Linked DNA regions of Homo sapiens: region 2 is linked to region 1. Evidence: chromatin loops called from intact Hi-C (ENCODE). Cell type or tissue: ascending aorta. All regions are shown on one strand. Region 1 overlaps VAT1L (vesicle amine transport 1 like). Region 2 overlaps VAT1L (vesicle amine transport 1 like).

Region 1 (5,000 bases):
GGATGGGGAACAATTTCACAGCAGCTTAATGGACCTGCCTGTCATTTTACCTTGAAAAGGGACCCTAGTCTAGTTTTCATCTTTGAGTATAGGGGGGATAAAAAGGCCTCTTGGTGCTCGATTTCCTCTGGTACCACGGAATGTTTCTTTGGGCAGGTCTCTTCTGTCTTTTACATCTGACCCACAAAATGCACTTTATTCCACTTGGTCTGGACTTTCTATTGAAACCAGCAAAATGATTTACAGAATGTACAGCATCTCTGAAAAAAATAGTAAAAGATTCATTGGAAGAGTGAAATCTCTTTTAGGTTGTAGGAGATGTCTCTTCACTCATCTGATATGATACAGTTTTAAAGTGATAATTGAGACTTTTTTATGGAGTGCAGTTAAGAAATGTCATTACTGTTTATTACAGAAAATGAAATAAATTGGTAGTGCGGGTAAGAGAACTCATATTGTAGAGAATTACAACTCTTTGGGAAATACGAGGTGAGCATCTTCTTTGGGCACGAGAATTTTTTTTCAAATACCTTCCAATTAGCACAAGCCTTGTGCTCAGTATTTCCTCCACTCCCCATTCAATGACGGTTTATAAAAAAAAAAAAAAAAACTACCCTTATTCCAAATTTAAGAGGCAGAGAGAGATGGGGGCGGTGGCGGGGAAGGGAGAAAAGGAGAAGAAAGGAGTGAGAGGGACAGAGACGGAGAGGGATGAGTGGGGGGAAGAGAGAGAGAGAGAAGGGGAAAATGTGGGAAAGAGGTTCAGACTGGTTGGATCGTGTCTGCAGTGATTGCTGACTGCAGGGTTGCACAGTAGACCAGCACTGGCTGTAATGTTAAGCTGGCCAGAATTTAAAGCTCATCTCTGGCATAAACTACCTGTGTGACCATGGACAAAATATCTAAACCCTATGAGCTTCAGTTTTTTTCATTCATTAAATTGGAGAAATGATACCTGTTTGCAGGGCTATTGGGAATTCTGGTGTGATCATGTATCTGAAGTACCCGGCATTGTCTAAAACATGGTAGATGCCTAATAAATACTCACTTCATTCTCCAGAGCATCCTGCTTCTCTCTCGTTCTCTTTTTGACACTCCTTAATTTTCCTCTTTTGAGAATCAGTGATACATACCTGGGGAGAAAAAAAAGGAGGTGGGAAGAAATGGGAAGGCATGATAAGGTTGTGGGGAGACTATCGCACCACTGACTTTTCTTATAACTTCCCAGGACTGGCTGGGGAAAGACCTGGTAGGTACAGGGGGAGCCATGGCCTGGAATAGCAAGCTGGACATTCCTGGTTATGTTACTATACTGAGACTTAAGGCTGCGAAACACTTGTCCATCTTCAGCTATATTTCTTCCTCACTTAAACCCTCTGGGACAATTTTCCACTTTAGAGCTAAAGAAACTGAGGCTGGGAGAGGCTTTCTGACTTGCCCAGGATGACTACAGTGAGTAAGGGGAGCCTCAGTCTCCTCAAGTCACCACGCAGGCAGCCCTTTCTGCCTCATTGCACCTGGCACCCACCTTTATGTAAAAGCCAACATCAAAGAAAACGACCCAAGTGCTGGGGGACTTCTCCTTAAGTCAACTAAAGATGAGGTCCTTGTCACATGGCCACGAAAATGTAGGCTTGCAGACGATTCGAAGAGTGAGAAAAATGGGATTTACTCGGCAAAAAGGAAAAAAAGGGGAAACAGAGACTCTTAGTGAAGCGAGAGAGCGTGCTTCCTACCTGTGCACTTCCTGCCTCACAGTTTGAATCCCAGGTTCCACACAGGAAGAGGAGGGGCCAGGCTCCTCCCTGCTGCAAACAGCATTAGTTACTGTGGCTCCATCTTGTAAGGATTAAAGAAAGAGGAGAGGAAGGAGAGGGAGGAAGAGGGAGCAAGGGTTAGGGAGCAAAATCCCACTTGCGAGTGGTCAGGGGTGGATTCCTAAGACCTGAGGGTTTGTTTGGTTTCTTGTTTGTTTGTTTGTTTGTTTGTTTGTTTTTGAGACGGAGTCTCGCTCTGCCACCAGGCTGGAGTGCAATGGCACATTCTTGGCTCAGTGCATCCTCCACCTACCGGGTTCAAGCAATTATCCTGCCTCAGCCTCCCGAGTAGCTGGGATTACAGGTGCATGCCACCACGCCCGGCTAACTTTTTATTTTTAGTAGAGACGGGGTTCACCATGTTGGTCAGGATGGTCTCGATCTCTTAGCCTCATGATCTGCCCACCTCGGCCTCCCAAAGTGCTGGGATTACAGGCGTGAGCCACCGCGTCCTGCCCAACCTGAGGGTTTTGAGAGCCCACCTGGGAGTAGCCCCAGCCTGAGCCTCACAGTTCCCTTCAGGTTCATCGTCCTCCTCACGCAAATCAGTTGAAAATGAAGTGAGGGAAAAGATGGGCGGGTGGCCAGAGACCTTCAGGATCCAGAGGTTAACTCACAGTGAGCCGCCGTTGCCCACTGCTTCCTGAGTTGCAAGAGAGCCTGTGCTCCCAACACCCATTCCAGGTTTTGGCACCAAATGTAAGAATTAAAGAAAGAGGAGAGAAACACGAAGGGTGGCTTGACAGTTACCCAAGAGACTTTCCCCCACTACCTCCCTTTGTGGCCGAGCTGTTTTATTTGTGTTTTACTATTTGCTCTTTCTGGCTGCTTATAGTTAGAAGAGAAGTGATTTCCTTGTAATGCTTGAGGCTAGAAAGGGAGCTGGAACTTAAAGTGGTGATGCTTGTCTGAAATGACGGTGCTCCTGCTCTGTTACATCCCAGTATGCACTCCTCCCAGTGAATAGGCCAGTTGGAGTTTTGCCAGGGGGCCCTTCCCACCTGACTGTCTCACAAATTCTCAGACCGGGAGAAGGACCTCCTTGAAAAGGCGAGTTGAATCCCTTGAATTACATAAGGGGAGGAGATAACCTGAGCCTTAAACTCACAGTGAAGCCCACTAGTTGGGAATTCAGAAGAGACAGAGAGTTGAAAATTACCGAAGGAAACTTGCCCAAATACTTAAGATAGAATCACAGTGCTCTGAAAGAATATGCTAAGTCACTGTATTTTTAAGAACTGGGAAAACGTGTTTCCTGCTACTATTTGGAAAGAATGACTCTAAGAGCGTAAAGGGCAAAACCCTTCTTTTTATGAGCACTGTTTACTGTTGCTGATACCTCCTGACTAAATAGACTGTGTCTACATGTGGACCACTTGGGACCAGTTCCTGAGCTCCACTTTGGACCTAATGAATCAGAAGTTATTAGGGATGGGCCCCAGAGTTTTCTGTTTTAATATGCTACCATAGTGGCCCTAATGCACAGATGAACTGGAAACCACTCTTCTAAATGTGTCTTATGTCTCCCTTGCCTGCTGGATCCTGATTCAACAGATATTTATTGAATTCCAACTATTTAGCTGTCTGTGTTGTATGCACTTGGGATATACCTATAAACAAAACTGAACGCTCTGTCAAAAAAATCTGTTTTCTAGAACTTATAGTCTACTGTGTGGGTGACATTGTTTAAATATGTGTCCTCATCAAATCTCATGTTGAATTGTAATCCCCAGTGTTGGAGGAGGGGCTGGGTGGGAGGTGACTGGATCATGGGGATTAGCACCATTCCCTCTTGGTACTGTACAGCGAGTTCTCATGAGATCTGGTTGTTTAAAAGTGTGTGGCACTTCCCCCCTTATTCTCTCTGTTGCTTCTGCTCTGGCCATGTAAAGACGTGCCTGCTTCCCCTTTACCTTCCACCATGATGGTAAGTTTCCTGAGGCCTCCCCGGAAGCCAAGCAGATGCCAGCCTCATGCTTCCTGTACAGGCTGCGGAACCATGAGCCAATTAAACCTCTTTTCTTTATAAATTACCCAGTCTCAGGTATTTCTTTACAGCACTGTGAGAACAGACTAATACAGCAAAAATAGGTGAGTGAGGAAAGAAAATAAGCAATAAACACAACAAATCATTTTTTACTTTATATTAAAAGATCATCATTGCTTTTTCTAAAGAAGAGGCAGATAAAAGGGGAAACAGGAGTGTGGGGATGGGAGAGAGGAGTGGGTTGGGTGGTGTGACCCTGGATCTTCTGTCTACTCCAGGAATGAGACTTTAAACCTTTCCTGCCTGCATCAACCTGGACTGCTCAGATCTGGGCTTCCCACTTCTACCTGCCTCCTGATTCTCAGTGCTCTGTTGCCCTGTTAGTTCCTAGGTACTCCACCCACAGTGCACGGAAGTAACCTTCCTCTGCTAGCTAAACAGAATTCGTGACGACCTCTCCAGGCTAACTCTGGGAAAATGCTTGTTTAAACCTCCCTGTAGGACTAAACGCTTAACCAATTCTTTGAAACACCAGAAAGACTGGAGATATATTTGAGCAACACTCTGTGGGGTGCTGGAGCCAGTATGCACGAGCTCCTGAGAGCCAATTGTGTGCATGTTTTTTCCAGCTAGGCATCAGTGGTGTTATATCATAGCTCAAACCAGTGGGGGGCCGGAGGCGGGCGGGGTGGGGACGGTGGGAGTAGTTAGTTACACTGAGAACTGTGATAACTCAGCAAGTGCCACAAATCAGGGCTCCCTTTAGAGATCTGTTGTTACATATTGACCATCACATCAGTGGTAACAGTTATGTGCTAGAAATAGCCCCAGAAGAACATAACTCCAAAGCTCTCTCCCTAAATCCAGTAACCTGGGTTTGGCTCTTCTCTTGCTTCCTGGGTACAAGAAAATCTCAAACCCTCTTGCTACCGAAGGGTTTGAGATTCTAGACCAAAAAGATACACAGAGAGGCTTGGAATAAAATAGACAGTAGTGACTTGAAGGAATACAAAGGGTGAAAAATTCCTGCACTCAATTTATTGTCTTATATCTTGAGGTTTATTTTTCCTAATAATCATTACACCCTCAGAAACTGATGAGTTTCCAGGGCATTATAAATTTAAAACATTTAGCAGGGCTAGCACTAAAATAGCTCATTAAAGAGTGTGGGTTGGAAAGGCTTGTTAGTCTGCTTT
Region 2 (5,000 bases), 55 kb before region 1:
TGCCCGCCTCAGCCTCCCAAAGTGCTGGGATTACAGGCGTGAGCCACCGCACCCAGCTGTGAGCTCTTCTATCATAAGGCATTGACTTAATCTTGTCTTTCAATTTCCTCGTTCATTTCCCATAAAACCTGCACTCCTGCCCTATTCCCTGCAAATGGTCAGGACCAGAATTTAGACTACTTTTGTCTAAATGAAACAGAGAGGTGGGAGTGTCAGAGAAACTCAAGAAAGCTACAGCTTTATTTCAGTCAAAATTGCTTAAGTGTTGGTGTCTTTAATTATTGGTCAAAAATGAACTTAGCATTAGTGCATTTTCTTTGCTCCATAGAGCGGCCAGCCTTTCACTTTGCTACTTTCTGACCAGGTCTCTGGGGGTACTTGAGATTTCTCTGTCTCCCCATCCTCTTGAATCGGAGATAGAAATGAGGACCCTATGACCTTAACAAGATCCTGAGGTGACTTGTAGACTCAGACAAGCTCATGAACCACTCTCTTGGGTGATCATGCTTTCAATATGGTGGTTAGTTTGTCGGCCATTGCAAAGCGACATCCCTGGGCATTCACCTCACTACAAATTGACTCTGATCTATCTTCCTATCTGGAGCTATACTTGCTAGAATTATACTGATGTTGGCTTGAACTTTTTTGAGACCGAGTCTAGCTCTGTCACCCAGGTTGGAGTGCCGTGGCATGGTCTCGGCTCACTGCAACCTCCACCTCCTGGGCTGTAGCAACCCTCCTGCTTCAGCCTCCCAAGTAGCTGGGATTACAGGTGTGTGCCACTATACCCAGCGAATTTATGTATTTATTTTGGTAGAGACAAGGTTTCACCCTGTTACCCAGGCTGGTTTTGAATTCCCGGGCTCAAGCAATCCGCTTGCCTCAGCCTCCCAAAGTGCTGGAATTATAGGTGTGAGCCATCGTACTCGGCCAAACTTAGTTTTTTAAATATCATTTCAACACCCCTTCCCCAGCCCAAATTCCTTCTCTTCTTTGAAATGAACCACCAGTACACCAGCACCAGCCCATGTTGCTTTTTTTTTTTCTTCGCACGTTCCAGGGTATTTTTTTTTTTTTTTTTTTTTTAGTAATTTCAACTTTTTAGATTCAGGAGGTACCTGTGCAGGTTTTTTGCCCGGGTATTGTATGATGCTGAAGTTTGGGGTACAAATGATCCTCTCATTCACATAGTGAGCATAGTACCCAATAGTTTTTCAACCCCTGCCCCCCTCCCAGTCCCCTTTAGTGGTCTGCAGTGTTAACTGTTCCCATATTTATGTCCATGAGTACCCAGCTCCCACTTAGGAGAGAACATGCAGTATTTGTTTTTATGTTTCTGCATTAATTTGATTAGGAAAATGAGCTCCAGCTGCATCCACGTTGCTGCAAAGGACATGATTCCATTCTTTTTTATGACTGCATAGTATTCCATGGTGTATACGTCTCACATTTTATTTATCCAGTCCACCATTGATGGGCACCTAGGTTGATTCCATGTGTTTGCTATTGTGAATAGAATGGCAATGAACATACGGGTGCATGTGTCCTTTTGATAGAACGATTTACTTTCTTTTGGATATATACCCAGTAATGAGACTGCTGGGTCAAATGGTAGGAACTTTTATTTTTACCCCTCCCCAACAGGGGATTGCTGCTTTTCACAAGGGTTTATTTTTGCCCCCTCTACTTTTGGACTTCTATGTGCCAGTGCAGCGTCAATTGATCCACTCATTTGACAGGCATTTTCTGAGCACCTGCTGTTTGTGGTATTGTGCCAAGCACTGGGCTATTACAGCACATAAGATAGGTGCACTTTGGGCCTTTTTGGTTCTTATATACTAATGAGGGAGACAAACCCAAAATAAGCAAGATATGTTAATTAACATGATTATAAATGGCTATTAAACCTCTGAAGAGGATAAAAATCAAGTGCTAAAATAGAAAATAGCAGGGTGGGTGGAGGCAATTAAAACAAAGTGGTCAGTGAAAAGTATGGTAAGGAGTTTGGAATTCATTCTAAGTATGGCACTATGTGCTATTCATATGCCCTCAAAGTGCCAACATCAGCTTCCAGAAACATCAGCCCCAAACATTCTGGAATGGATAATACTCCCTGCATTTGTGAGATTCAAATCAAAGGTCTTCTCTTTGCATTTGGGCTTTAAAATATGGGTCAAGGATCATCCTAACTACAGAACCGACAGGAGGAGCAAGAATGGAGTGTAATGAAGGATGCTGTCTGGAGTGTGTCCCCTGAAGACAGGCTTTGTGCCATGCACAGCTGCTCTGTTGCTGTGGCTGTAATTAACATGATGTTGACAGACTGCTGTGGGTAACCACACTGGTCCCAAATTACATACAATTGTAAGAAGTGTTTTCCCTTTCTCCTCTAAATGCACAATCCCAACACACAGTGTTAATGAAATAATTGCAGCGTGCCCATGCTCAATGAAGGCATTCATAAATGCACAGCCAGGATGGGGATGGAGATTCCTCTGCCCAAAGCAGGGGTTCCTATTTCCAGAACGCTTTGTACCTGGAGGTCAAGAATGAGGATGTTTTCTTTCAGAGGCCTGCTCAAACACTGAGGGTCATTTGGAAGAAAACTGAAGAGAGGGCCTACGAAGAGGTGGAACTTTGCTCTGAAAAGTCCTAGAAAAAAAATTTTTCAATGTATTCAAGAAGGGCTTAGAAATTAAAGGTCGACTGGAATTATACAGGAATTTCCCACTCAGCTATCTTAATGATGTTGCATCTTAAAATCGCTGCAGTTTGTGCCTCACTATTTGTCAAACATGCTATTTTCTTTCACACCATAACGATGATGATACTAATAGAAGAAGTTAACATTTACAGAGCAATCTGACTCCAAATTTGGAGCTCTTATTCACTAAACCAAAAACATCTTGTTCAAATTAAGATAATAAAAGTGGTGTATGTTTATAGAGCACCTCATGCGTGGCAGACACTGTGCTAAGCACTTGATATGCATTAACACATTTACTCCTCATAACCACCCCATGAGGAACAGTGAGGAAATTGAGCACAGAGAAGTTAAGAGATTTGCCTAAAGTCACACAGCTAGTAAGTGACAAAGCTGAGATTCAAAACTAGGCATTCAGCTCTATAACCTTCTTAACCACAACTGTACATTTGCAGCAAGCATTCATTCCACAAACATTCACTGAGGCATTGCAGATACACTGTGAATCAAGTTATTATTTTTCTATATTTGCTGTATTTCCCAAGTTGGTTTGTTTTAAATGAGGGTCCTAAAAATCACTGTCCCATAGAATAGAATTTTGGATGTAAGGAATACGTTAAGTTATTTAGTGATTTCCAAACCACATGCCTCACCACACCATCTGTGCCACAAACCCTTGCCAGGTAAGACCATCAAAACTGAAAGCCAAGAAACCTAAGGTCAAATGCGTGGCTCTTATTGGTCCCCCGGCCCTCTCCGAATGTGCTTTTGTAAATAATTTTGTATATGAACCTCATCATTGTTTTCAACCTGCCTTTTCCATGCTTATTCTCCTAGTGACACGAGCTTCCCAATTAAAAAAAATAAAAAATTTTCACTTTAGTCAGTCTCCTTAATTCTTTTCGAAAACAGGATATAAATGAGCTCAATGATAACATAAAGGCTATCAATGTTTCTAAATGCCCATCACATTCCTCTTTGCATCCTGTATTGAAATGATTTTGAACATCTTATCCCCTAGAATCCCCCAGAAACTGGACGCTTGGATTTCTAACCTATAACCAGCACCAAAGGAAAAGCAATTAAATCATAACAAAGCAGTTGGATCCCCATTTCTCTAGGTTTCCAGTGGATTATTTACTTATTTTGATATGAAGGGAGGAGATGACAGACTGGAAAAGAGATGGCCACATTAAATAGTTTGTAGGTATTTCACCCAGAACTTTAGTCCAGGGCATCTCGGCTTTAATGCTATGGATATTTGGGGCTGGGTAATTCTTTGTTGTGGATTATTCTTTGCTGTGAATATTCTTTGTCCTGAGCACTGTGGGATGTTTAGCTGCATCCCTGGCTTCCACCCACTAGACGCCAGTAGCACCACCTCCCGCTTCAGTCATCACAAACAAACAAAAATCCCCAAACAATATCAAATGCCTTCTGGGGGACAAAACTACCCCCAGTTCAGAACCATTGATTCAGTCCCAACAATTTGGCCTCATCATTTCTTCATGCTGTTACTTCTTCCTAAATCATCCCTCCTCCCTCTTCATCCGATGGATCCCTACCCGCCTCCCCAGATTTAGCCTTATCAAAACCACTCCCCCAGGAAAGCTGCTTCTGCAGTCAGAGTGGCCACCTCCATCATGTTCCCCACCACATTGTGTAAACTTTTCTGCCATCCTAGTTCCTTTAACAACCCCATCATCACCACCACCATTCACTGAGCCAAGTGCTTTATACTTAATCACAGAGAACGTTGTAGAGCCACGATTCAAGTCCGGAGCTGATGATCCTGACCATGTACTTAATATTTCAACTACATGTGGCCATGTAGTTAGTTTTGGGCTCTCTCTCCCACTTAGACCTGAGCGTCTCATAAGCATCAATGTCTATTGCTTCCCATGCACTTGCAACAGTGCCTAGAAAAATAGATGCTTTTAAAAAAAATACACCACTGTCCAAGGCGGGTGGATCACGAGGTCAGGAGTTCAAGACCAGCCTGGCCAAGATGGTGAAACCCCATCCCTACTAAAAATACAAAAATTAGCTGGGCATGGTCGTGGGCGCCTGTAATCCCAGCTACTCGGGAGGCTGGGGCAGAGAATTACTTGAACCCGGGAGGCAGACGTTGCAGTAAGCTGAGATCATGCCACTGCACTCCAGCCTGGGCTACAGAGTGAGACTCCATCTCAAAAAATAAAAATAAAAAATAAAATAAAAAAATACACCACCAAGAGCAACCCCTTGGCCAGCTGGAATCTGCTGAGCTGCAGCCCCACGTTCCCCCTGTAGTAGC

What was found. Peaks named below come from ENCODE experiments on the same cell type or tissue, not always from the same donor. Only the 100,000 strongest peaks of a DNase experiment are listed, where the experiment ranks them.
Region 2: a loop joins it to region 1, with 2.3 times the contacts of the local background. A loop is called at or near these places in 3 of 110 quality-filtered maps.

Annotation. Positions count from the first base shown.
Region 1 is chr16:77,934,907-77,939,906 of GRCh38, forward strand. The region is part of intron 7 of VAT1L (vesicle amine transport 1 like); the gene reads left to right. LOC105371351 (a long non-coding RNA gene) reads right to left here. Exons shown (of 3, transcript XR_007065123.1): 2 at 1,049-1,133; 3 at 1-260. Among named protein-coding and RNA genes, the nearest start is that of CLEC3A, 85 kb to the right of the region's middle. In ascending aorta, no CTCF peak of the experiment used is centred here; a DNase peak (open chromatin) is centred at 2,798; H3K27ac peaks cover 3,639 bases.
Region 2 is chr16:77,879,528-77,884,527 of GRCh38, forward strand. The region is part of intron 6 of VAT1L (vesicle amine transport 1 like); the gene reads left to right. Among named protein-coding and RNA genes, the nearest start is that of VAT1L, 93 kb to the left of the region's middle. In ascending aorta, no CTCF peak of the experiment used is centred here; no DNase peak of the experiment used is centred here; H3K27ac peaks cover 2,611 bases.